Linked DNA regions of Mus musculus: all the other regions are linked to region 2. A link is a contact called in ENCODE Hi-C data. All regions are on one chromosome and are shown on one strand. The core of a region is the stretch at or near the end of the contact, and the rest is flanking DNA. Distances in the headings are between cores, read along the strand shown.

What was found. Hi-C counts contacts between places; a loop is a spot of excess contacts on that map.
Region 1: a loop to region 2 is called in a map of T-helper 2 cell, with 12 times the contacts of the local background. The contact joins the promoter of Nf2 here to the promoter of Gsdma in region 2. A Hi-C loop is called at or near these places in 2 of 37 maps with a recorded cell type or tissue (T-helper 1 cell and T-helper 2 cell).
Region 3: a loop to region 2 is called in a map of T-helper 17 cell, with 10 times the contacts of the local background. The contact joins the enhancer-like site here to the promoter of Gsdma in region 2. A Hi-C loop is called at or near these places in 2 of 37 maps with a recorded cell type or tissue (T-helper 1 cell and T-helper 17 cell).
Region 4: a map of T-helper 1 cell shows a loop between it and region 2 (6-fold over the local background). The contact joins the promoter of Nefh here to the promoter of Gsdma in region 2. A Hi-C loop is called at or near these places in 2 of 37 maps with a recorded cell type or tissue (T-helper 1 cell and T-helper 17 cell).
Region 5: a map of T-helper 2 cell shows a loop between it and region 2 (13-fold over the local background). The contact joins the promoter of Thoc5 here to the promoter of Gsdma in region 2. A Hi-C loop is called at or near these places in 2 of 37 maps with a recorded cell type or tissue (T-helper 17 cell and T-helper 2 cell).
Region 6: a map of T-helper 17 cell shows a loop between it and region 2 (10-fold over the local background). The contact joins the enhancer-like site here to the promoter of Gsdma in region 2. A Hi-C loop is called at or near these places in 2 of 37 maps with a recorded cell type or tissue (T-helper 17 cell and T-helper 2 cell).
Region 7: a map of T-helper 2 cell shows a loop between it and region 2 (9-fold over the local background). The contact joins the promoter of Emid1 here to the promoter of Gsdma in region 2. A Hi-C loop is called at or near these places in 3 of 37 maps with a recorded cell type or tissue (T-helper 1 cell, T-helper 17 cell and T-helper 2 cell).

What each region holds. Positions count from the first base shown.
Region 1 is chr11:4,847,374-4,851,008 of GRCm38, reverse strand. It overlaps Nf2 (neurofibromin 2), which reads left to right and starts at 1,465. Exons shown (of 17, transcript NM_001252250.1): 1 at 1,465-2,137. The coding sequence starts at 2,024.
Region 2 is chr11:98,662,325-98,665,781 of GRCm38, reverse strand. Gsdma (gasdermin A) reads right to left here and starts at 1,431. Exons shown (of 12, transcript NM_021347.4): 1 at 1,344-1,431.
Region 3 is chr11:5,316,464-5,320,289 of GRCm38, reverse strand. The region is part of intron 2 of Znrf3 (zinc and ring finger 3); the gene reads left to right. Among named protein-coding and RNA genes, the nearest start is that of Kremen1, 57 kb to the right of the region's middle. Within about 2 kb of position 1,745, at least 2 of the 3 ENCODE cell types and tissues checked have a DNase peak (open chromatin) inside an H3K27ac peak, as active enhancers do.
Region 4 is chr11:4,946,316-4,949,724 of GRCm38, reverse strand. Nefh (neurofilament, heavy polypeptide) reads left to right here and starts at 1,661. Exons shown (of 4, transcript NM_010904.3): 1 at 1,661-2,667. The coding sequence starts at 1,791. It also overlaps a transcript of Ap1b1 not described here.
Region 5 is chr11:4,894,042-4,897,888 of GRCm38, reverse strand. It overlaps Thoc5 (THO complex 5), which reads right to left and starts at 2,546. Exons shown (of 20, transcript NM_172438.3): 1 at 2,511-2,546. It overlaps Nipsnap1 (nipsnap homolog 1), which reads right to left. Exons shown (of 10, transcript NM_008698.3): 10 at 3,688-3,847.
Region 6 is chr11:4,269,377-4,273,151 of GRCm38, reverse strand. It overlaps Lif (leukemia inhibitory factor), which reads right to left. Exons shown (of 4, transcript NM_008501.2): 4 at 638-3,775. Among named protein-coding and RNA genes, the nearest start is that of Lif, 14 kb to the right of the region's middle. Within about 2 kb of position 1,418, at least 2 of the 3 ENCODE cell types and tissues checked have a DNase peak (open chromatin) inside an H3K27ac peak, as active enhancers do.
Region 7 is chr11:5,150,935-5,154,591 of GRCm38, reverse strand. Emid1 (EMI domain containing 1) reads left to right here and starts at 2,362. Exons shown (of 15, transcript NM_080595.3): 1 at 2,362-2,470. The coding sequence starts at 2,370.

The DNA of each region.
Region 1 (3,635 bases), core at 216-2,715, about 94 Mb after region 2:
AAGGTGGTTTAGTGCCTAAGAGTAAATGTTGCTTTCGCAGAGGACCCAGGTTCAGTTTCCAACACCCATGCAGTAGCTAAGGACTGAATTACAGTTTCAGGGGCTTTGGAACCCTCTTTTGACATGTGTGCCAGGTATACATGCAATGCACATATGTGCTGTAAAACATTTATATACATAAGATAAAAAAAAAAAAACAAAACTGTGGTGCTTTGACTAAGAACGGTCCCATAAGCTTATATTTGAATGCTTGGTCACCAAGGAGTGGCCCTATTTGAAAGAATTAGAAGGCTTAGGAGGTGTGGTCTTGTGGAAGGAAGTCTATCATTAGGGGTGGTTTTTGAGGTTTCAAAAGCCCATGCCAAATGGTTGTCTTGCTTTCCAAGCCTGCAGATCAGGATATAGCCATCTCTCAGCTACTGCTCCAGTACCATGCATGCCACCATGCTCCCTACCATGCTGATAATGGACTAAACATCTGAAACTGTAAAGAAGAAAAAGTCCCCAATTAAATGTTTTCTTTGATACGAGTTGCTGTGGTCATGGTGTCTCTTCACAGCAGCAGTGCCTGGGGAATGTATCTTTAAAACAAGTAAAAACTCTACAAATCCCCAGAAAGTTGAAATTTTCCTAAGCATATTATACATTTGATGACGTTAAGCTACAAGTACTCCAAGTATGTAGCTTGGAAATTAAAACAAAACAAAACAAAAAAACCAAACAAAGGAACAGAGGGTAAAATGAAAATTCTTGCCGGGCAATAGTGGCGCACACCTTTAATCCTCAGCACTTGGGAGGCAGCAGCAGGCGAATTTCTGAGTTCGAGGCCAGCCTGGTCTACAGAGTGAGTTCCAGGACAGCCAAGGATACAGAGAGAAACCCTGTCTCGAAAAACTCAAAAAAAAAAAAAAAAAAAAAAAAATAAATAAAATTAGCTTTCTATATGTATTAAGCAAGTTTCAATTCCTCAACCACCTAGTAAGGTAAGGACTATCATGAATTCTGTGGTTATTCTAATTCTCTTAAAAAGAAGTTGAAGGATCTGGCAGGCAAGTCGGGGCAACTTAAGCGGCCTCACTTCGTGTTTTTAAAGTTTGAAAAATATTGAGTCAGCATATATAATTAAGTGTCAAAAAGGAATTTCGGCCGGATGTCCCAGATACGACTGAAGCTCTGGTAAGACGCTATAAATGGGATCTCTCACTGACTGCAACAGTACCTCGTGCGGTGCAGTCCCGGCCTCTACAGGTTTCCCGGGAAAGGCGCCGCCCGCTCCTTCTCAACCAGTCTTGCTAGAGTAGGAGTATACTTTAGGAACAAAAGCGCTCGGAGTGACCGCATCTACAGCCACTCAACGCCGAGAACAGACCGGCGGCCCTCGTTCAGTGCAACTTTCAATTGGTGGAGTAGGCCTCCAGGAGGCGGGACGAAGCGGAAGTCCCGCTTCCTTTGGCGTTCCTGCCAATCACAGTATCTTAGAGAAAAAAGTGTTAGGGTGAGTCGCTGAGTAGCGTAGTGGGAGTCCGGAGGGCGGGGCGGGGCGGGGATCCGGCAGGTCGCTGAGGTGGGGGTTGGTAGAGGACGCTTCCCGAGGGCGCGCGGAGCGGAGCTGGTGACAGACACGCACGCGCGTGTGCGCTCCCAACTACTGCGCGGCCCCGCGACCCTCGGGGGTCGCTGAGAGGCCCGGCGTCGGCGCCGCAGCCGTCTAGGATTTCTGTCCAAAGGCGTCCCTGGCGTCCCCAGCCCGAAGCTCCAAGCTCGGGGCTGCGCGTGCTTTTGCCGGCATCTCCCCCCGACCCCCCCGTCGTCAGAGACTGTCCCTTAACTCATCTTTCCGCACCCACAGCCGGGTCCTCGCGGCCCATGCTGGCCGCTGGGGACCCAGGCAGCCTAGGTCTGTCTCGGGCCGGCCAGCCGGCCACCATGGTGGCCCTGAGGCCTGTGCAGCTACTCCAGGGGGGCTAAGAGACCCAGAACGCGGGCCTAGGGGTGAGGGGATCCAAGGCCGGTACCTCGCGCCATGGCCGGAGCCATCGCTTCTCGCATGAGCTTCAGCTCACTCAAGAGGAAGCAGCCCAAGACATTCACGGTGCGGATCGTCACCATGGACGCCGAGATGGAGTTCAACTGCGAGGTAACCGGCCGCCGACCCCGACGGGCTGTGAGTGGAGAGCCGCGGAATCTCTGCCTGTCTGGTGGCAGCGACGCGGGTCCCTACCCATGGGGTGCCCTCGCTGTGGTGACAGTCGAAGTGCAAGCTTAAGGGATTCCGTATATATCATTATCTGGAACCGGAAGAGGCTTTCTAGGGCCAGATCACAAGTTAAAGCTAGTTGTTTGTTTGCTTGTTTGTTAAAGTGGGGTTCTTGGTTTTGGCATTTCCCGAAGGTTATTTTCATTCATTTGTTATTGGGAAACACTGGAATCTTCCGTAGAAACGAACCGGTGTGCAGTGTGTAGAACTCGCGCCTAAAACTCCAGGGAGTTTTTCGCTAGGTATTAACTGTGTACCCTAGGTCTTAAAAGTTACATCTAGTTATATTGGAAGCTCGTACTTTTCCCTGTTCCAAAATTTTCAGTTTCTGGAAAAAACTCTTTGAGGAAAGAGTGTCTTACATTTACTCTTTATAGTTTCTAACATGATGATAATAGCTATCATTTTGTTGAAGAGTGTGTATGTGAGTGAGTGTGTGTGTGTGTGTGTGTGTGTGTGTTTGTGTTTTCAGGGCCTTGTGTATGCTAGGCATGCACCCCATCACTGGGTTGTATCCACAACCCTGAACACTTGCTAAGTGTCAGACATTTACACATTTGACTCTCAAAAAACAAACAAACAAAAAAGCAAAGCAACAACAAAAAAGCCAGTCAGATAGGTCCTGTGCCACTGGAATATACTTGGTTTGCTTCCCTAGCCTATTGCTTTTAAAATCCTTGGAATCGCCAAAGTATTCGTTTTCTTTTTGTGTGTTAATGAGCTGGATGCTGTTGCCATGCTATAGTAGTTTTAGAATTCAGCCTGGTTCCCAGAAAGGATCTTTAAGGTTGGGACTTCTCAGTTCTTCCCTTAAGACTGAAGGATCAGCCAATGATTTAACCGACAATGCCTATATAATTAAGCATCCATAAACTGAAAGGATATGGCTTAGAGAGCTTCCATCTGAACATGTGCTCTAGTAGTGGTATAGTATAAACTATAGTAGTAGTATGAACTCTGCACCGTTTCCCACATGCCTTACCGTATACATTTTAAAAGATCTTATAAGCTGGGCAGTGGTGGCACACACCTTTAAACCCAACACTTGGGAGGCAGAGGCAGGTGGATTTCTGAGTTTGAGGCCAGCCTGGTCTACAGAGTGAGTTCCAGGACAGCCAGGGCTACACAGAGAAACCCTGTCTTGAAAAAAAAGGTCTTATAATATCGTGTGCCCCTTTTAATATCCTATGAAAAATAGGTAAATGTGAGTGTTTTTGCCTAAGTTCTGTGAGGTGTAGTACTAAATTAGCTGAACCCAAAGAGGGAGTTGTGGAGTTGTGGCCCTTCAGTTTTGTAGCTAGTCGGAAGCATGTGATTGGCCTCAGAAACTGGAGGCAGTCTTGTGTGGCTGACACTGCAGAAGATGGTAAAAGCCTCT
Region 2 (3,457 bases), core at 182-2,681:
GCCCAGTTAGAGTCTGTCATCAGCAAGGGAAGGGAAGTGTCCTGTCACACTAAGGGACAGTTGAAACTAGGACCTGTGGACACTAGGGAAAGAAGCAACCGCACTGGGCCCAGGAGCCTGGGCAGTCAGAGCTGGGCAGCTTCCCCAGTTGCCCTTTCCTTGGCAAGGCTACACTTGTTTGCACCCTCCATTTCCTTCCCACCCACCTCCTAGCAACACCAGTATAAGTGGGCAAATTTCCTAGTTCCTCTCTCCCAACTACTTCTTTGCCTTTGTTAGTTCTGCTTACGATATATCCCCTTTCCAATAGAAAGAATTCGTATTTGTCCTATAAGACTCAACTGAAGGACTGGAGAGATGGCTCAGCAGTTAAGAGCACAGACTGCTCTTCTGGAGGTCCTGAGTTCAAATCCCAGCAACCACGTGGTGGCTCACAACCATCCATAATGAGATCTGAGCTACAGTGTACTTATAATCAATCAATCAATCAATCAATCAATCAATCAATCTTTGGACTCTGAGCAAGCAGGACTGGAGTAAGAAGGAAAAAAAAAGACTCAACTCATGTCACCTGCTCACCCCTTTACTCCTTTGGGCATTTTGGTGACTCTGCCTGCATTCCCAAGGCATCTTGTATATCCACTTCTGAAACACCTGCTAATTCATCTTGTTACCATCCATCTGTTCACCTGACTGCCTTGCCTACTCAACTGTGACTTTCCTGAGGGCAGGAAATGGGCCTGAGTCACCTCTACAGCATCAGCACCATGTCTGGTAGAAACAAGGATAGAAAGAGTGAGCTTGGTCCTGGGAGACATGCTGGAGGGAGAGGGACCAAGAGGATGTGGGGCCTGCAAGGATCACAAGTTTGACAGTTTAGGACTCTGTCTTTGAAGTCGAGGTATCTCACCTGGGGATCCAGGAGACACACCCAGGTTTTCCTGGTGGGTGGAAGAGATCAGACACATCAGCTAGCCTCCATGGGCCTCACCTTTCTGTAGTACTTGACAGAGGCAGGGAAACAGGAAGGAGCACACAGAGATGTTGGGGCCATCCTGCCATCTACAATATACTTTCCAGCCCTTGTTCCTGGAAGGGTTGGGATGGCCTATGTCCCTCCAGAGACCAACTGAGTGTACCTAGAAGGACCTACCCTTCACCAGAGTGGCACTCAAAGGGCTGCCTCTCTTCTCTCTAAGGCCTACTATGAGTCCTACCCCCAGTAAAATGCAGGGAGATTTATGGCCATGATAAAGGATAAGAAATCCCATGCCCATTTGGCCCCAACCTTCCCCTGGTTCCCCAGAATGTCCCCCTGCCTCCTCAGCCATCATTGATCTTACCAGGGAAGGGTGATGCTGGATCCTGTCTGGCAGCTGGTGTGTGGTGAGGAACCAGAGCTCGTTCTGTCTATAGGGTGAGGGAATGACTGGCTGTCCTTTATCAGGACTGGCTGCTTTATGCCTCCATGGAGGCGGGGATGTAAGCTCCCACAGACCCCGCCTCCCACAATGACCCCACCCCTTTTTGTTCCACTTCCAGGAGAACAGCATCAACCTGTTTGAAGTGCCCCGCCTCAGGTCCTGTGGGGGTGGGTAAAAAGATGCCAGGCAGGTGTCTGTGTTGCTGGGGCTGAGACAGAAAGAAGGGGGACTGAAAGTTTGCTTATAGACTGGGGAGGAAGGGAGGCAGTGGGAATTGGCTGTGTGCGTGTGTGTATGCACTTATGCTTATTTGTGTGTGAGTGTGCATGTGAGTGTGTGTGTGTGTACTCATGCATGCGTGTAATTGTGTGCAGGGGTGATACAGGGTGGATCACTGCCCTGATGTCATCTGGAAGCACCTGCCATTCATCTGAGGCCTTGTGGAAATGATAAGTGATAAGAAATCCTGTATGTTCAGGGACTACAGGCAGCAGAGCAGCTGAAAATCTGCCCTTCAACTTTGTATGCATCAGCCTGCTGATTCTTACCTCTCTCTATGTGTATATGTGCCTTGGCTACACATGCATAACTTGGTACCAGTATGCACAGAAGTCTGAGGAGGCAGGATAGAGTGAGCTCATATGGCCTTCTATAATTTGGAAGCATCTCTAAGTATATGGAATATATGCTCACACACAGGCAGAGGTGGATCTCAGCGGTGAGATGACGGACAGCCCAGGATGTATGCTGTGGGCGTTCAGCTGTCTCCCTGTAGGTCATTCAGGAACTTTCTCTCTCTCTCTCTCTCTCTCTCTCTCTCTCTCTCTCTCTCTCTCTCTCTCTCTCTCTCTCTCTCTCTCATGTTAGTGCACTGCTGCTCTCTTCAGACATACCAGAAGAGGACTACATATTCTATTACTGATGGTTGTGAGCCACCATGTGGTTGCTGGGATTTGAATTCAGGACCTCTGGAGGAGCAGTCAGTGCTCTTAACCTCTGAGCCATCTCTCCAGCCCCCATTATCTTATTAAAGTTGCTCCTTGGAAATCACTTAAAAGAGGATTCTACACACACAGGCAGGTCTCTAAATTACAATTTATGTGATTTACTGCAAGGCCATATGAAGAAGCAGTTTCCTGGAGATTTCCTTAGGGACTGGTAGGAGTGAGGAAAGAGTCTCACACTCTGCAAAAATATCTTTAAAACTTTATTACTTTACTTTCTCAGAATCCTTCCACACTTTGTTCTGCCTCTCTGGTCCCCATCCTTCACCCCTTTTCTTTCCTCCATTCCCTTCCACTTCTCACCTGGCACAGCTATCAGCATCTTAGACAGACAGCTCTAGCTCCTGTTTGCTGTCAGGTGCCCATCCCCCTTAGGAAAGGTGGAGTTGGGTTCTTGGGTGTGTGGGATGGTTTTGTTATATGACAGTACAAGTGCAGAAGTGTGGTATTTGTGTTATACAAATCTGTTTTTCCTTTCCCCCTAGTTTTCTGTCTCTGTTTCTTTAAACCACTACAATGTAGGGCATCTGAAATCTTGTATATATAGTCCAGAGGTTGTGTGAACACCTTAATTAGCTCTGCAAAGGTGGCCCAACCAACCATTACCTCGGTCAGACATTTGGAAGTCTCTTCCTAGAGTGTGCCTTCCTCTGGCGTGTGATGACCAAGGTTTCTTGTCTCATTCGTCTTTGAAAGATCTGTGGAGCAGCAGCTGAGCACAGTCACACGGGAGTCTGTTTTTCCTGAAAGCCCCAAGTCTCCCGATCGGTTCTTTCCTCTGACCTGGCATCAGCTTCTCTTGGCGTCCTTCCTCCATGCAGATCTCTCTCCAGCCTGATGTCATTCTGCTTGTCCTGCCTCCACCTCATTTCTGTCTTATTGCCCCATTTCCCCAACCTGACTAATGGGATTCCAAGGACCGGGCTTAGAGGGCTCAAAGAAGGAAGGAGGAGGAAATGAGACTATGTTTAGGCGTGTCCCTGGGCTGTTGGACTTCACATGCAGATGCCCTGGCCTTTTTACATCCCA
Region 3 (3,826 bases), core at 496-2,995, about 93 Mb after region 2:
TGTTCAAGATCTCTTAAGGTTTGCTGATGAACAGCAGAGTGTAGATTATTTCCCTAACTGATGCCCAGGCTCTTCTAAGGAGGGTTTGGGGCCTGAGAGCTAAAAGGGTAAGTAGGGTCATTAGTTGGGATTCTGGAGAGCCTGAGATGAGTACCAACAGGTAGTGCGGAGACCTTTTCATTGAGATCAACCCATGTCAATTAAATGGCCTCATTGAGAACCAGCCTATATGGAAGTAGGCCACTCAGCCTTGGCAAATGGGCTCATAGACAGACACACATGACAAAGAGAAATGGGCACACATAGTTTCTCACCCACTAGACCTGTTTTCCTAAGTTCTTTTTTAAAAACTTCAGAAGACTACACACCCTCTCCCCAGTTTTATTTTATTTTTCAGCTGATTGGGCTCTTTCCTATCATCTGAAATTAATCTAAAGTAAGTTCAGCCTCTGTGGTTGCAGTGTCCCTTTCTGCCTGGTCCATGGTCCCCAATCTGGTGTTACAAGGCAGTCAACTTTGGTAGAATAGTTAATGTAGTAGTAATATTAATAACAACAACAATAATATTAATAATGCAGTTGACTGCCACACAGACTTTTACTTGGCATAGAAACTGACTCTCTCCTAAAAGCCAAATAAAATCCATTTGATTTGCAAAAGGCTCACCTGTAAAATCTGCTGGTTATTTATGTAGCCCTGGAAACCACCAACCACCCCAATCCACAGCTACACACAGAAGAGTCCAGGTTACCTACCAACCTCTTAAGTGACTGAATGATGCTCAATGACACCTCTTACCAGCCTTCCTTTCTTCCTGCCTCCTTCATGATATTGTTATTTTTGCTTAGATTGGACTGTCTTTCACGAGTTAGAAAAAAATAAGAAAATTGCCTGTTTTCTGCAATCCAGGTGTGTTTCAGAGATTCAGAGTTAAGAAGTCAAGTAAATATTTTGGCAGCCCAACAAAGGTAAGAAAGGGAGAATGTACCTAACTGGCTTCTCAAATTGCAGGCCTGTCCAAACACTGCCTTTCTCTAGAGAAGTTGGTCTAATGAAGTCAGCCCTGCTCACCCAGCAGCCGGGTCAGTGGCTAAAGTGGACTTGTGCCTTTTTCTGGCGCCTTCCCTGGTTTGGTGCTGAGCCAGATTTGATTTTGATTCCCTCTAGTACAAGACAGAGATACTCTATCTGTAAGCCAGGATCTTTCCTCCTTAACACACTCTAATCACATTGTTTTCTCATCTTGCTGGGGGCAAAAAGAAAAGCCACCCTATTTTCTCTCCCTCTTTTAAGTTGGAACCCTGACAAAATTAAGCCCAAAACGTCACAAAGACTCTCAGATAACATGGAGACTTCAGTGTAACTTCATCCCAGGAAGAGGCAGACAGCTGTGAAAGGGAATCCAGAAGTACCATGTACAGGGCTGCTGGTCTCTAGGGCTTCAAAGATCAGGGCACCAGAGCACACCCCAGGTGCCAATCTAGGTGACTACCCCTTCCCCCAATGTCTTCACTTAAGAACAACCATTCATCCCAGAAGTAGGGAGTTATGGCCTGCTAGTCCTGTCTTGCTATGCTTTGTGACTGTTCTAAGGAAAAGACAGACATGAAAGCTGTCTCTTTCTCACCCTCCCCCAGTGGCTTCCATTGGATCACCTTGGCAGGGGCCTCATCCCAAGGGAGGAGGGGGTGGAGTGCGCTGTGGTGATGGTTCCTTTGATCACTTCTTGCTAGATCCCGGCCTGGCTGCCAGCAGGCCAACTAAAGGTCCTACTATGCTGACCTGATAGGTGCTGAATAAAGCCCAAGGGACAGTAACTAGTGAGAAGAAAGCCTTGGAAGTGAAAAGGCTCTCCCTCCCCCTTTCCTGTCAACCGTCGAAGCTTCATAGACTGGATTTTCCTGACAGGGAGCCTCTCGGTTCCTGCCAGCCAGGCTACGTACCCTTAGCCTTGGCCCCTGCTTTTTAGATCTTGCGTGCCCTGTGTATGTTTTGTGTTTGAATCCAGGCTGGCTCTCCCTGGTTCTCAGGCTGGGAACCCACTGTGCCTGTTTCCATGGTCACTGGGAAGCTCTTAACGCCATGTGCTTCAAAGGGATCCTTTCTCCTCCCAGACTCCCTGCTGCCTGCCTAGGGAGTGCATGCACAATGAGAGGCTCCTCTGGCAGGCCTCTGAAGACCTATCCTTTGCCAAGGAAGGCTGTGCTACCTCACAGTACTAGGAAGTGCTCCCAGTCCTTAGTGAGCCCCCTTGTAGATGTTTATAGTTTGTAGATTGGTGTTTTCCCTACATCTCTTTGTTTAGGAAATCATAGAAACTAAAGGAGAATGCAAAGTCTGAGGTCCTTGTAAGAGGTAGCAGTCTTCTAAGTGGGCAAGGGGGAAAGAAAATGATGGGTTGGGGAAGGGAGACTAATGTTAGATATCCTTGGCTAAACTCCTATCTTTTTTGGGCCAGGAGAGAATGAAGTTGAAAGATGGCTCTTGTCATGCTTTCTGTCCCTGGAGACTGACTGGGGAAGGGATGCCTGCTCACTCACCTAGAGCCAGGCTTCCAGGTTTGACAGTTGCTTTCATTCATGTGTTTCAGAATGTGCGGAACAGGCTCTCCCAGCTGAAAGAAGATAAGAAGAACTTACAGTTTAGAGATTTGGAAGGTGCTCCAAGCTGAGGCTGGAATAAATGCAGAGCTCCTGGTTTTAAATTCCAAGCCTGAAGCCTAGCCCTCAGAGCTGGCAGCTTGGTATCTGTCTGAGCTTACCATACAGCAGAGGGCATGTGGACCAGTTGTTTTCCAGGGATAGAGGGATTGAAAATCTTTTTTTTTGGGGGGGGGGGTACAGGGTTTCTCTGAATAGTCCTGGCTGTCCTAGAACTCATTCTGTAGACCAGGCTGGCCTCGAACTCACAGAGATCTGACCACCTCTGCCTCCTGAGTACTGGGATTAAAGGTGTGTACCACCATGCCTACCCATGATTGAAATTCTTTATTTGGGCTTTTATCCTAGTGTTGCTTTCCTGATTCCTTGTCAGCCTTCAGAATACCTCTTTCCTCCCCTGTAGGATTCCCTGTAGTGATAGGAATTTAGTTAACAGGTCACAGATACTCTTTATGTAACTAGAAGAGAATTCACTTTGATGGGGTTAACTATATTTTCTACTTAAAACATCTTGGAAAGGTTTTTAGAACTTGGAATTCTGAGGGTGATAAGTTTTGCTTCCCCCAAAACCTATGCTCACTGCATATGGAACATCATTTAAAGGGTGGATTCTAAGAACAGCTCATTTTGTGCTGCTCTGTTGGAGCCCTAAAGCTGGTGCCCTTGGAATACCTATGGGAAATAAAATGGAAACTATGGCCCCTATTATAGGCAACATTCCTAATAGAAAGGAATGGTACTAGACTTTTTTCAGTGAGTATAGGGATGAAATTCCAGGATGACCTAACAATGTATGTAACCATGTAGCTAGTTTCGGCAAACAGGGACCACTGGACCATCAACTCTTCCACCAATGCCCTTAGTCTGCTGTCAGAGTAGAATCTTTCTAGAAAGCAAATACCTTATTAGTGCTTAAATATTTCAGAGGCTAATAAGAGAAAGAAACATCTTAAAGAACTATTTAAAAAAAAAAACCTACTAGTTTCTTTCATGTAGATTATAGTTTCCTAACAATCTATCCCTTTTCCTTTTTTTTCTTACCTGCCCAAACCATATTTGGTAAGGAAAGAGATAAGAAGACTGAATGTTCAAAAATGTCATCCTAACAATTGCCCATTTGGTGGGCAGATTGTGCTCCTAACTGTGTTCTTAATCATTGGAGTTGG
Region 4 (3,409 bases), core at 412-2,911, about 94 Mb after region 2:
TAACTGCCTGGGAGAAGTTCTGATCTGAAGAAGTCTATACTGGTTTCCAGAGCTTGTCAGTGGGCATTGGAGTGGGGCTCTCTCTGCTCCGGGAAGAGGTTTGCAGGGAGAAAGAACTTCACAGAGAGCCAGGCACTGGACAGGACATGCAGGGGTGGGTCACTTACATACAACCGTAGGTCGTTTCGAGCCCGTCATATGACTCATCCAATCCTCCCCTGTACCGCACAGAGGGACTGCTTGGAAAAGCTATGGAACCTCCCTACTCCGTTAGGCATAGATTTAACCCTTCCCATCCGAGGAGCGGCTGCTGTCCGTGGTGCTGAAGCGATAGCGGCACGGGCGGCTCCGTCCACTAACACCGCTTTTGACCGGAAAACCAAACCAAGAACGAGCCGTATAATAAAGCAAGAGCTCCAAGTCTAAGCCCCTCCGCCGTCCCCGCCCTTTCACCTGAAGCCTCAGTAGGGCTCATGATGGAGGTCGGTGGACTTTGGTACTGAAAAACCACTCCACCACTTCCTCGGAGCATGAAAGGGGATGCTTACGGCAGTACTGGTTCATCTATTCTGGAAAAGGAATGAGATGCCAAGATAAAGCAGAAAAATCGGGCAAGGAAGGGAGAAAGACAAAGTTCTCAGGTGAGAGGAACTGGTTACTATTCCGACTGGCAATATGTGGGTTCTCCTCCCCAAAATCAGCCAGACATTTCCCAAGTTCGAACCTCCTAGGGGCACATGGGAGCTTGGAGCTGCATCTTGTCTCTTGCACACAAGGGAAAACCAAACATAGGAGAACACAATTTGTACAAGGTCATTCAGCTAGCGAAGCACAGAAGCTAACCCCACCCTGTGGCAGAACTTGGCTTCGGTGTTGAGGCTCTTGCTGCCTACTGAGGGACCCCCTGTTCTTCGTAGGCAGTTTTCCTTTCCGGGCAAGAGGAGACTCCACTTTCCAGTCGTGGCCACTGGAATTTTTAGAGAGCACCACGTTCCTCTCACCCAGCGCTCCCTTTCTCCGTCTGCAGTGTTCTCCTTCTCAGGGTAGCTTTGCGGTCCTTTCAAACTCCACGCCCACCCCAACCCCAACCCCGAAGCCAGCTGTACAGTTCCTTAAGCCCCTTTGGGTGGCCCAGGGCCGCTGTAGTATCTGGGGAACACTGCACCGCCAGCTAGAAGGTCCCCATTTATCATCAGTAGCATCCATCATGCAACCCCATACAGAATCCCTTCGTGGGTGACTGCAGTCTGCACTCCTCATCTCAAGGTCCTCTCTAACTATCAGGGAACCAACCCTGTGCTGCTTCTCAAGTGGGGGTGTCCTCTCATAGTAATCACTGCAGTCTCCCACTGCTTCAACCCGAAGGCGCCCTGACCCATCAGTTCTGCAATCCTCTCCCTATTTCCAGTGCCCTCTCTTATTCTGAGGGTCTTATTCTGACTAATAGGGTCTTCCGACATGCACCTGGAGGTCTGCACTTGTCCGCTCCGGAAGTCCTTTACTCCTTGGTCTGACCTCGGGAGGCTCTACTGACGATGCGTCGATTCCCCTTCACTCCTGGGTCGTCCCCCCCAGCCCCGCCCCTCTCACTGCGGAGAAGCCGGTCGGCCCGGGGCCGCGGGGGAGGAGGTGGAGAGGGTGGGGCCCTCCTCCCCAGCCCCCCACTGCCGAGGGGCCGGACCGGGCCACCGCGGATATAAAAGAGCCGGAGTCCCAGAGCTGCCGCAGTGCTGCCTGCCCCGTCCCAGCCCCGCACTCCCGCTCCGCTGGCGGCCGCACCTGCTCCGGCCATGATGAGCTTCGGCAGCGCCGATGCGCTGCTGGGCGCCCCGTTCGCGCCGCTGCACGGAGGCGGCAGCCTGCACTACTCGCTGAGCCGCAAGGCAGGCCCGGGCGGCACGCGCTCCGCGGCCGGCTCCTCCAGCGGCTTCCACTCGTGGGCGCGGACGTCCGTGAGCTCCGTGTCCGCCTCACCCAGCCGCTTCCGCGGCGCCGCCTCGAGCACCGACTCGCTAGACACCCTAAGCAACGGCCCAGAGGGCTGCGTGGTGGCGGCGGTGGCGGCGCGCAGCGAGAAGGAGCAGCTGCAGGCTCTGAACGACCGCTTCGCGGGCTACATCGACAAGGTGAGGCAGCTCGAGGCGCACAACCGCAGCCTGGAGGGCGAGGCGGCGGCGCTGCGGCAGCAGCAAGCCGGCCGCGCCGCCATGGGCGAGCTGTACGAGCGCGAGGTGCGCGAGATGCGCGGCGCCGTGCTGCGCCTCGGGGCGGCGCGCGGGCAGCTGCGCCTGGAGCAGGAGCACCTGCTGGAGGACATCGCTCACGTCCGCCAGCGGCTGGACGAGGAGGCCCGGCAGCGTGAGGAGGCGGAGGCGGCGGCGCGCGCCCTGGCGCGCTTCGCGCAGGAGGCGGAAGCGGCGCGCGTGGAGCTGCAGAAGAAGGCGCAGGCGCTGCAGGAGGAGTGCGGCTACCTGCGGCGCCACCACCAGGAGGAGGTGGGCGAGCTGCTCGGTCAGATCCAGGGCTGCGGGGCCGCGCAGGCGCAGGCTCAGGCCGAGGCTCGCGACGCCCTCAAGTGCGACGTGACGTCGGCGCTGCGGGAGATCCGCGCGCAGCTCGAAGGCCACGCGGTGCAGAGCACGCTGCAGTCCGAGGAGTGGTTCCGAGGTGCGCGGGAGCGCGGGGTGGGAAGGGGTCGCCCCCTCCTGGCGGAGCAGTGAGCAGCCCGAGAGGACTCCTCTCAGAAGTAGCTAGACCCGCTGCGAGGTGCATGCCACCTGACAAAGTAGCGGTTTTACCCAGACCCTCCCTTGGGGCGCCCCAACTCTGGATTTTCCTTTAGAAAAAGGAAACCACCCTCCACATTTTTTATGTCTGTAATTAAACACCGGGGCCAACCCCTGTGCCCCACACACTGTTAGACCCCAGATTCAGACTGATCTCCCATCTGAAATGGAGCAAGCCCCGTCTGGACCCAGCGTATCAGGTATCCAGCAGCCGCTTGCCATGCCAACTCTGCCCACCCTTTCTTGCGCACCCTGCGCAGTGGGTGGAACAGGAGTATTCGTTCTACCAGGCTTCGTCCCACTACTTGCTCAGTACATAACATCGCGAATTTTAGTAATTGCTGTGTAAAAATGAAAGCCATTCATTTTCATGCCGTTTCTAGCCAGTACGGAACCATCATGTGGACCTCATTGCTGTAAATGGCTGTTATTTAATATCCCCTTCCTCTTTCCCAAAATTTACAGGGGTTCTGAGTCAGCTAGACTGCAGTTGCCCTGAAACCTTACCCTTTAGCTGCAGGGTGACCTTGACCAACATTGGCTTTCTCTCATTCTCATTTCTTTTGGGATTGGGGCAAAGAGTAACTGGGCTTCTTTGTGTCAGCTGCAGTCATCTGCTGTAG
Region 5 (3,847 bases), core at 1,297-3,796, about 94 Mb after region 2:
GGTGAGCCTTCCAATTCTGGATTGTAATTCATTCCAAATATAGTCAAGTTGACAACCAGGAATAGCCACTACAGATATGTTCACACTTGGTTACTTTACAAAGCCATTCAGATAAGAACCACTACCATCTCTATCATCTCAAAGATGAGAAAAGCAAGGCTTAGAGAGGTAATGGTTTTTCAAAGCTGCACAGCTAGAATGGGCCCATCTGATGCTACTCCAATGCTTACACACCTGCAGTACTGCATCGCCCAGTCTCACCAGCATCCCTGCCACCTCCCTGTCCGGCTCTAATATTCAAATGAAGAAGAGCAAGGCAAGGTGGCAGGCGCATGCTTTTAATCTCAGCACTCGGGTGACAGAGGTAGGAAGATCTCTGAGTTCCAGGCTAGCCAAGCTTAAATAATGAGACTCCGTCTCAAAAGAAGCAAAAATAAGTAAAGACCAAAGCCTACATTTTATGAGGTTCTGCCTCTTATCGTCCCCCCAACAACCAAGGGAGGGTAGTTTTGTCCCTTATTTAATTTACCACCAATACTTGTAGGAGAAGCCTGAGTCAGAACCTCCATTTGACTGTTCTAGACCCATGGGCCCCTCAACGAACCACTTCATTATTGTTTTCTCTCAAATTAAATGCACAATAGTCCTTCTGGGATTGAAGGGGCGCAGACACGCAAAGCACATCCCCGAGGATGAGGAACTCGATTCAGGGTGGATCTGGAGTGACTCTGCATTATGCTAAACACCAGAGGACAGGTCAACCTGCCCGCCGTCTCTTTGGACAAGTCTATGTAGCTCACACTGCTTCCAAACTGGAGACCCCTCTGCCTCAGCCTCAACAGTGCTGAGATTATAGCTACGGGTCACAGTGCTGTGCTGTCATTTTTCTGGCCAGCTGTGAGGGCGCATGCCTTTAATTTCAGCACTCCAGGAGTGGAGAGCAGAAGCAAGTGGATCTTTGTGAGGTTGAGGACAGCCTGGTCTACACAGTGAGACAAAAATCACAAACGAAATGTCTAATTACTTCAAGTTTCCTAGTTTATTGTTAATATTTACAAACACCAAGGTTCTTGTGAGAAATAGATTCTCAAGTTGGAGAGATGACTCTGAAGTTAAGAGCATCATCGACTGCTCCTCCAGAGGATCCAGCTGCAATTCCCAACATCCACGTGGCAGCTCACAACTGACTGTAACTACAAGATCTAACACCTCACACGGACACGCACGCAGGCAAAACACCGATGTACATAAAATAAAAATAATTTAAAAAGAAATGGATTCTCTCTCAGAATCTTAGACAAGGAAACCAAGACAGAATTTATTAATAAATGTTTTCATCATACTATGTATACTATGCAGTTATATCAATATCATAAGACAAGTGGAAGCCATTTCCTATTTATGGCATGCAGACCAGACCCAAGTTTTCTTCTACCAAAGTAACTATAGGTTTAAAAAGTGACTGTGAAGTTGGGAATATTACTCAGCTGGTAGAGTGCTGGCCTAGCATACTCAAACGCCTGTGTTTGATCTCCTGGACTGCATAAAACTGTGTGGCGGGACATGCCTGCAATGAGAACAGGTCAGACTGAGAGCTGGCTGACGAGATGTTCCAGATCAGCTTTTGCTATATAATGTGTTCAAAAGTCAGTTTGGGCTACATAATAAAATCTCGTCTCCAAGAAAAAAGGGGGGAGGGGCGGATGGGCTGTGAGACAGGATAGTGGTAAATATCAGGAATCACAGAGCTTGAGTGACTGAGGCAGAGGGATCTTTACCAATGTGAAGCCAACCTGGACTACAGAAGCTGCCAGACAGACAGGACTATAGTGACTGCATTTAAAATCTTCATTAAAACGGAGCAGGTGGCACCTCTTCTTACTGCCCGAGCCCTTTGCAGTATAACTTAAGAAAAAAAATTCTTGTTTTCCTTTTCTTAGAAATTAAGATAAGCAAAATATTTAATGAAGCAAATACACTAAGTCCAGCCAGCTAGCTAGGAAATAGAGCGGACAACATAAAGAAAAGCCAAGCCAAGCTTCTTTGCCCTTGTAACGTCCGCACTTCGCGCTCTCAGCCTTTCTGCTCCAGCAATAAAAGCTCTTTTCTGCGACTCCTTGGAGTCTGGTGCGGCGCGACGATGGTAACGCCTCTCTCAGAGGACCGCAGGAGGCTGCCGGTGACAGGTAAACGAGTGGCGGACTCATCTGACAAAACCCACAAGGGTGGCACGGAAAACCCGGGAAAGCCAACCGCCACCCAGGAGCGTTTGCCACACGCCCAAGAGGACCATCGACGAGGGTCACCACCAGCAGCAGCACTCTCGGGAGACTACAATGGGGACAGAGGATGCTGCTCCGGTTAGTTCCTAGAAAACCGCCACGAGCCTGGGGGACCCCGACAGGTGAGGACCCCAGCCCGCGGACACGCTCCGTGCCGTCTGCACATCAAGCCCGGATCGCCCAGCGAGGACCTGCAGCCCCAGCCAGCAGCCCTCTACCCTCGCTCACCAGAATGCTCCTCACGCCTTCCAGCCGGGTAGCCACTTCCGGCTCGCGACCATAGAGAAGCGGAAGAAGAGAGCCACAGGCCGGAAGTGAGACACGAAGGCCAGATGCAGCTTGGGAAGCAAGGAAGGGGCGAGTCTAGTTCTATTAAGTTGGGAAACTGGGGCGATAATGTCCAAGTCTGTGCTTCGTGCCCCTTCACCGGAGTGTGAATTAGTGGGCCCTCCGCCGACTCACTCGAGTGAGTTTGTGGTATCTCAAGAAAGCACAAGTGTCGCTGTGCTATCATTTGAACAGGAGTGGATTTTGTCTTCTGACTTTGTTCAGGGCCTCACTACATAGCACACTTGCGGGTCTTGAACGCTATATAGATCAGGCTGGTCACTACGATCCGCCTGCATTGGACTCGCTGGACTTAGGCAGGTGTCACCATGCCTGACTCTTCTTTAAATTTTTGTTTTGTTTTTTTTAGATTTATTTATTTATTATATGTAAGTACATTGTAGCTGTCTTCAGACACTCCAGAAGAGGGAGTCAGATCTCTTTACGGATGGTTGTGAGCCACCATGTGGTTGCTGGGATTTGAACTCTGGACCTTCAGAAGAGCAGTCGGGTGCTCTTACCCACTGAGCCATCTCACCAGCCCTTGTTTTTGTTTTTTGAGACAGGGTTTCTCCGTATAGCCCTGGCTGTCCTGGAACTCACTTTGTAGACCAGGCTGGCCTCCAACTCAGAAATCTGCCTGCCTCTGCCTCCCAAGTGATGGGATTAAAGGCGTGTGCCACCACCGCCCCCCCCCCCCACTCTAACTTCTTGATACTATCGGAGTCACTACACCCAGAAAGGAACTGAGGCAGGGGCATAATCCTATATTACACCTGCTTCCTGCTTCACTGTTTTGTTTTGTTTTGATTTTTTATTTTCCCCCAAGACTCTAGTGCAGTACCTGTAAGCTTCAGATGTTTCCTATGCCTGGCATTTCTGGAGTAAATTCTGGTTGTCTGCAAACATGAACATTGAATACCTTGTGGCGCCGAAACAGCTCCTTTTCTTGCTCTGGGACGAAGATGAAGACGGTCTCCCTAAGAGATCAAAGCCAGTGTAACCCTCAGCCAACTGGAAGCTGCCCTGCCTTAGACAACTACTGAGATTCCTTGTAGATGAAGACAACACCACAACGTACAGTAAATATTTAATTTGGTTCCATCAACATTCTCCTGGATGGTAGCACAACCATGCTAAGCAGGGGTTCATGAGGTACCGGGGTCATTGAAGAGACCCCAGAATCACAACCTACTCCACAGACCTAGTGTTTCTGCAAAATGAGGGTTTGGGGGACA
Region 6 (3,775 bases), core at 169-2,668, about 94 Mb after region 2:
CTGTGGAGAAGGCATCTCTTTGTGGGAGGAAGCACTCCCTGAGAGCCATCGGTACCCCCCCCAAAAAAGCCTTGCAGAAATGCTGTCATGGCTGCTTAGTTAGCCCACTTAGGGCACAATGTCTCGTGTGATTCTGATAGGAGCCTCTGGACCAATGTTGATGCTGCTCCTGTGCCTGTGGACCCTTCCTGGGTGACGGAGCTCCAGACAGACGCCATTTCCAAATCCCTGAAACTCCACGCAGAGAGAACATGAGGGTTGGGAGCTGAGTGGGCCCACACCCATTGGGCTGGGGACTAGCTGGGGTCACCTCTCACTGGGAGGGGTGACCTCGACATTTTAGATTACTCTGGATATTCAGTTCCTCGCTCTGGGCTTCAGTTCTCTCCTCAGCTAACCGGGAACAAACTGGCTGTTGTGCTTAGTGAGATGTCACACCAGTACCCATGGAAGCCATCGGTCCCCTCTCTTAGTGGCACCTCATATTCTAAACACCACTCACTGTTATTTCTGGGCCCAAATACCACCCTCCTACCCCTCCTGGACCGATGGAGGAAATCTCATCTTCCAATCCTCCTATAGTCCCAACAGGAGGTTCCCCCACAAGCCCTCACCAAATCAATGCACTCCAGAAGGCTCAACAAGAATGAGTTCTTTATTATTTCATTTTTTCTTTAAAAAAAAAAGACACTCCTTCAGTATAAAAAATAAATATTTTAAATATGACATTGAATAAATAAAAATAATCTGTCAGTATGAAACATTCCCACAGGGTACATTCATCAAAGAGGAATTTGTCACCCAAGGCCAAGTCCCTTCCAAAGGAAAGGAAAGAGGGAGAGCAGCAGTGCAAAGGAGAGGCTGGGCTGGGACTGGGGAGTCATCCGAATGCAGACAGCCATATCATTTCCCTTCTGAAGCCGCTACCATGCAAGACTCCGGGGTCCTGGCCCACATACCATGTCTGCTCCAGAGAGCAGGCAAAGCAGAGCTGGGTTGCTTGAGTCGGGATCAAGGACACAGAAATAGACAAGAGTGGGGGGAGGGGGGCAGACCAGTAAACTCTCAGTGCTTTCAGGTTTGAAGTTTTAAATAATAAATAAAGGCCCCTTTGCTTCTCTCTGGATAAACTGCAAAATGCCCCATCCCTTTTTCTCTGGTCCAGACACACTACCTACTATGCTCGGTGGAAGTCAATGCTTCCAGGTGAAAGATGTCAGGTGAGCAACTACCTGCCCCTAAAGTCTGTTTTCCCCAAAGGCTCAATGGTTCTGGGATGCTGGGCAACTGATGGAGTAAGACGCAGGTAGGTGGTTGCGTTGGGGGGACGGGGGCGTGCACGGAGAGAGTCCATTGGTCCCTGAGCCTTCAAAGCTGCCAGGTGGGCGGAGCCCAGAGAGTCCAAGTCCATACAAATGTGAAGTGATGACAAAGCCCAACAGGCCCCAGGCTGTGGCATCATCTTGGCTTTTAGACAAATTGACTCTCAGCTTGGAGAAGGGCAGCCAGTCCTGAGATGAGCCTGACGCAGCAACAGGAGTACGGTGGAGTAACTTTGTCGCTGACACGCGTGGCCCCCACCATAGTCTCCTTGCTGCATCTATGGTTCCAGGCCTTTCCTAAGCCAGAGCTCCAGGGCCTGTCCACCTGCCGTCCAGGTAAAGTGCTTAGAGAGTGACAGAGAAAGGTGCAAAACCGCGTGAAGCAGAATCCCACTGCTGAACTGCTAAGGACCGCCCTGTTCAGAGCCTGAGAGGCAGGCAGCTAGCTCTGTAGTCAGCCACTGCCCCAGCTTGGCTGCCTTCCTCCCTACCCTGCTCCCAGATCGAGGGCGTTCCTCTGCTTGCCTGGCCTCAGCACAAAGGAGAGATCAGATCGGATTCCCTGCCTGGGAGCCCAGACATGGGCGGGAGTGGGAAGGCAGCGATGAAGCAAGGACCACAGCTTCCTGGTCTGTGTCCCAGGCGTCTCGGGCCTTGATCTCCCCTTCTCTGGCGCACTGGGCAGCTGTTCAGGCCCAGTTCAGGGCCTGCACTGCTCCAACCTCCTGTATTCACCCTCTGTGGGTGTTCGGGCCACCCGAGGAGCTTCCATGCTGGTCGAAAGCACGCTGGGTGCCGGGTCAGGATGTTTCAGCACTCCTCAGCTACGATTTGAGGAAGGAATCAGTTTTGCCCAAGGTTCCAGAGCCATTCACTTCATTATGAATGGTGCACCGCATAGCAGGAATCTAGGGGGTGCCAGAGAGCTCAGTGGGACAAAACAACAAGAAACTGTTCCACCCCCTTGGAGACCAGAGGGAGAAGGGGGGGGGGCGGGGAGAGAGAGAGAGAGACAGAGACAGAGAGAGACAAAGAGACAGAGACACAGAGACAGACAGAGACAGACTCGGAGAGACAGAGACAGAAGCAGAGAGACAAACTGGCCCAGCTTTTTCTGGGGGACCCTGACACCCTAAAAGTGAGTCACAGTGGGAGACAGAGGAGCTAGCCAGCTCTCTGATTTGACCCATGAGCTGCACCTGTAACAATCATGTGCCTCCAGACCAGGCCCCACTAGGTGGAGAGTCTCGGCCCCAGCTCCCATGGAAGGAGCCTCATACCATTTCGGGGAATTAACTTTGCCATTTAAAGCACCAATAAGTTAATATAAATAGGACATAGTAATAAATAGACAGCTGTGCTGGATCAAACACAGCACTCTGGGCCTCATCTTCCCTGAGACCCTGACCTCAAGTTCTGCTTCTCCATGCTCCAGGGACCCAAGACAGCCCTCTGGTCCCCTTCAAGTACCTTTGCGACCTCCGGGGCCTCAGACCCGACATTCTACTTTATGCTACCTGTCTGTCTGCTCAAGATCACCTGTTCTCAGGGGTTGAGAAGCAGATGAGAGCTGCAGTCGGCTACTGCCTCAGCAATGGCTGGCTGCCTTGCTCCTTCCCTGACTCCTAGACAGTTAGAGGTCCTTCCCCGGGAGGACTCTGGGAACCTGCCTTTGCAGCCTGCCTCTTCCTGCCTGCACACACCTCACCTCTAGGTCCAGCTGGCAGACCCCAACCACGCCAGGCTGTGGGGGGAACTGCATAGAAGCTAACCGAGTTCGTCAGGCTTTGACAACTGGAAGCTGGCCGCTGTGCTTCTGTGGGAGCCTGAACACTGGTGACCTAGACTCTTCCATCTGACAGTCTCTAAGCCTGAACTCTCTCATCCAACTCAAGAGAAGACACATTCCATCATTCCACCCCAGGGTACCCTTCCACCCACAAAACTTATAAAATAAAATAAAATAAAATAAAATAAAATAAAATAAAAGGATTCCTTCTGGATCCCAGTCCCCTTAGCTCTCTCACATCCCAACCAAGCCTTCCAAAGTTTCTCTGAGAGACAGCAAAGGACCAGATGATGGTGACTCTGTAGGGGTCTAGGACACTTCCCAGCCCTTTGCTGTCTGCTGTAGACAACTTGTGCAGCTTGTTCATACACCCAGCAAGCAAGGGGCTGAGTGAGTGAGTGAGTGAGTGAGTGAGAGTGAGTGAGTGAGTGAGTGAGACAGAAATCTCTCAGACCAACACCCTCATTGCCATTTCTAGCTGGTGCTGGGCTGTATAGAAGCTCTGCCTATGGAAGTTTCAACTTTGCCAGATTCCATCATGGCCCAGCCCAGAGTGCAGTGAGTACCTGGAAATCCCTGGGGTCTGCCAGCAGCCCCGTTTTGCATTTAACAATGTCCCAAACCCCAGCACATTTTGAGCCCCCTCCCCACCTCCGGATCCTGC
Region 7 (3,657 bases), core at 1,113-3,612, about 94 Mb after region 2:
TCAGCAGGCACAGCAGCCTGGTTATGTTGTAAACCAATATTCCAGACTATGGGTCTCCAGCCACTTACTTCACTGTGGGAAAATGACAACAGCTTTTCCTGAGTCTTTCACAGGGCAAGGGGTCACCTAGAGCCGCAGGGAGTGTCTGTGCATTTGGGGATCTGGGTGTCCTAACGTACAGGAGTGTCTCAGTTGGATTGCTAACAGGTGTTGGGCCTTCCTCCTGGCTGATGGCATGCACTACAGCATGTTCTTGGCAGTGCCTCTGGGGTGGAGGGGTCTGATCTTGGCCACTTGACTGGGGCCTCAGACAAACCTGGATCCATCAGTAGGATGTGCATCTAGGGGCAGAATCAAGTTGTTAATCTGCCTGGGGCAAAAACAAGACAAAGTTTGGAGGTATAGGCAAGGTCATATAGGTTCAATTCCCAGTACTTTACAAAACAAGACACACACACACACCCCTGCAAGGCATAGCCAGGGAGTCAAGGGACTGACTGACTGATTTAGTGTCAAAAGACAGCACACACCAAGTGCCAATGATCTTAGTGAAGGGAGGCAGGCACCCCTAAGGGGGCCAAGTTAGGCCCGTGTCCATACCCTTGGAGGGACCTGGGAGATTTGGAGAGCCATAAGCATCTGGGACATTATAAGTCTGCCCAAAGACCTACGAGGACCAAACAAGAAACTGAGGCTCAGACCGGGGGAAGACTTGTGTAAGCCAGCGTGAGCAGAGCAGTTGAGAGACAGGGTTTGAACAGCACCTACTACCTGGCCTTTTGGAGACAGGGCTGGGCTCTCTCTTTCTCTGCAAAGGACTCTGGTTATGCCCTGGTCCTGACTCTACCCACAGGTCCAGGAGAAGCAAGCCCCAGGACTCAGACTGTCTTTGTTTCCACACAGAGATGGGCAAGCAACCACAGGAGCATGGCCCCTTGCACAGCTGAGCTGGGCAAAGATTCCCTGACCTAGGCTGCTCACTGCTGGGGCGTGCAGTAGACGTCTTCTGTGACCTCCCTTGGTGACGACTCTGCTCTTGTGTAGAGCTGGGCACAGTATCGAACCCAGCATGCAGGAGGCAGAGGCAGACAGACCTCTGTGAAATGAAAGCTAGCCATATTATATATGTGTGTGTGTGTGTGTGTGTGTGTGTGTGTGTGTGTGTGTGTATTTGTTCCAGACCAAGCCAGGACATATAGAGAGCTCATCTAAAAGAAAGAAAGAAAGAAAGAAAGAAAGAAAGAAAGAAAGAAAGAGAAAGAAAGAAAGAAAATCATACTTCATATACACACATATGTACATATATGTGTGTACATATATGTACATATATGTGTGTACATATATGTACATATATGTGTGTACATATATGTACATATATGTTCATATACACACATGTTCATATACACACACATGCACACGTGTACACAAACATGATATGCATGCATACAGGCATCTCACGTGTACACAGACATACATGCATACACATGCCCACCACACAAACACATACATTGTTCATTCAAATATGGCGTACATAAGCAAATACTGCCCATGCTCACAAACACATCGTGTACACACAGATTCAGCACATACATGTTTACAGCGCCGTGCATGCATACAACATTATCCATGCACACAAATAGTCTATCATGTCAGCACAGGCAAACTCCTCGCACCTGCTATGCCGCGTGGAATGTGCCTGAGTCCCACCCAGGCCCTCTGCTCTCAGCCAGTCCTTACCTTAGGGAATGGGAAATTGAGGCCTATGCCAAAATGCTGTCTACACTTGTGCTTAGACCCCAACACTGAGATGAGGGGATTGTGGGTCTGGGGTTACTCTGCCAGAGTGCTCTGGGCCTTAGTGTCTCCCTGTAAAACAGGTATAAGGGTCACTGCACTTAGGGGACGCGGGAGCACCTGAGCCTCGGGTTTCTCCTCCGTAACATGGGCGACCTAGCCAGCCCAACACGGAGTGATGAAAGCTTTAGTCAGGGCAGGATGTATGGGGTGAGATGCCTGGGACAATGGCACAGCTCGCGCAGGAAGCCTGTGTTAGGTCGATGGGAAGATCCTGTGTGTTTCGGGAACCCAGTTCCGCAAAGATGTCAAAGATGTGCGTCCAGAGGCGATCGCTCTGGAGTGGTGGGTTCAGGTCCTGGCAGCGTTGCGGGGACGAGGGGGCGGGTGCGGCCAGGGCCTCAGTTTCCCAGTCTGCGGCTCAGGTGGGCACCTGGAGGGCGTCCTGGCGGGGGCGCGGACGGCTTCCGGGTTGGCGGGGGGCGGGGGGCGAGGGGCGGGCGAAGCCGAGCGCCCCCGCCCTGCTCCGCCCGGAACCGGCTCTGCGCGCCCGCGGCTGCGGTGGGGACGACAGCATGGGCGGCCCGCGGGCCTGGACGCTGCTCTGCCTCGGGCTCCTGCTCCCGGGAGGCGGCGCCGCGTGGAGCGTCCCGGGCGCCCGGTTCTCGGGTCGCAGGTAAGTCTCCCCTAGCTCTGTGCAATCCCAGCACTGGGGTGAGGGAAGCAGACCCCAGCTCCGTGCAACCCCGAGACTGGGACAGGGACCCGACCCCAGCTCCGTACAATCCCGCGACTGGGGCAGAGACCCGATCGCAGCTCTGTGCAACTTCAGGGTCTGGGACAGAGACCCGACCCCAGCTCCATGCAACCCTAGGACTGGGACAGAGACCCGACCCCAGCTCCTTGCAATCCCGGGACATCGGAGGCAGTCCGAGACTGTTGCAGGGGCTCCATCGCTCATCTCTATACCATAAGCAGTGGGAGCAGGGGTTTGGCACGCTGTGCTCAGGATAGCCGGCTCACCTACTTCTGTGTGAAAGAACAGACGGCCTCCCCTACTGAGATCCCGGAGGCCCCAGAAGGTGGACCCATGGCAATGCAACAGAGCTTCCCAGGACTTCTGTGGGTCTCGCCCAAGCCCCCCTTCCCTTCATGTACATGTAAAATGCCAGGATCACCCCTTAGCCAGCCCTTCAGGAATCCCCTCTCTTTTCCCCTGCTACTGTCTTTTTCTTCTTTCTTTCTTTCTTTTTTTTTTTCTTTTTTCTTTTTTTATGTCCCAGCTATTTATTTCACTCGGAGGAAGGACTGGGGTGGAGACTGCACAGTGGGTCAGTGTCAGAGGCCCCCTGGGACCTGGCATTTGGTTGGACCTCCCAAAAGCCTATGACTCTCTGCCGGCCTTTGTGGAGTGTTTCCCAGGATCGGGTCCTGTGGGGCTTTTTCTAGACAGTGCCTTCAAGACTGGAGGATGTAGGGAAACTTGTCCCCACTCAATAGAGGGGCAAACTGAGACTAATGTGCTCGTGGTGGGTATTCATGGAAGAGCTGGGATTCAGCTCTCCCTTTCTGGACTCGATGGCAGAGTTTGAACCTGCCCTGGCCCCTGCTCTGCCTGTAGCCCCTGCCCCTGTCTCCAGGACAGACAATGTGGACTAACCAGGCCTCTTAGGCCTTTCAGCCCATTCAAAGGCCCGTGAGGGCCCCACCCCCCTGTGGCCTCACTTCTTTCTTTTTAGAAGTTTCCCTTTCTTGTGGTCAGAGGCCAGCAACCCCCCCTGGGAGCTAGCAAAAGCAGGTGACCGGGTAGAGCAGGCTCAGGGGTAGAAGTGGCTGAGGCAGCAGAGGTCAGGCAGTTAGCTG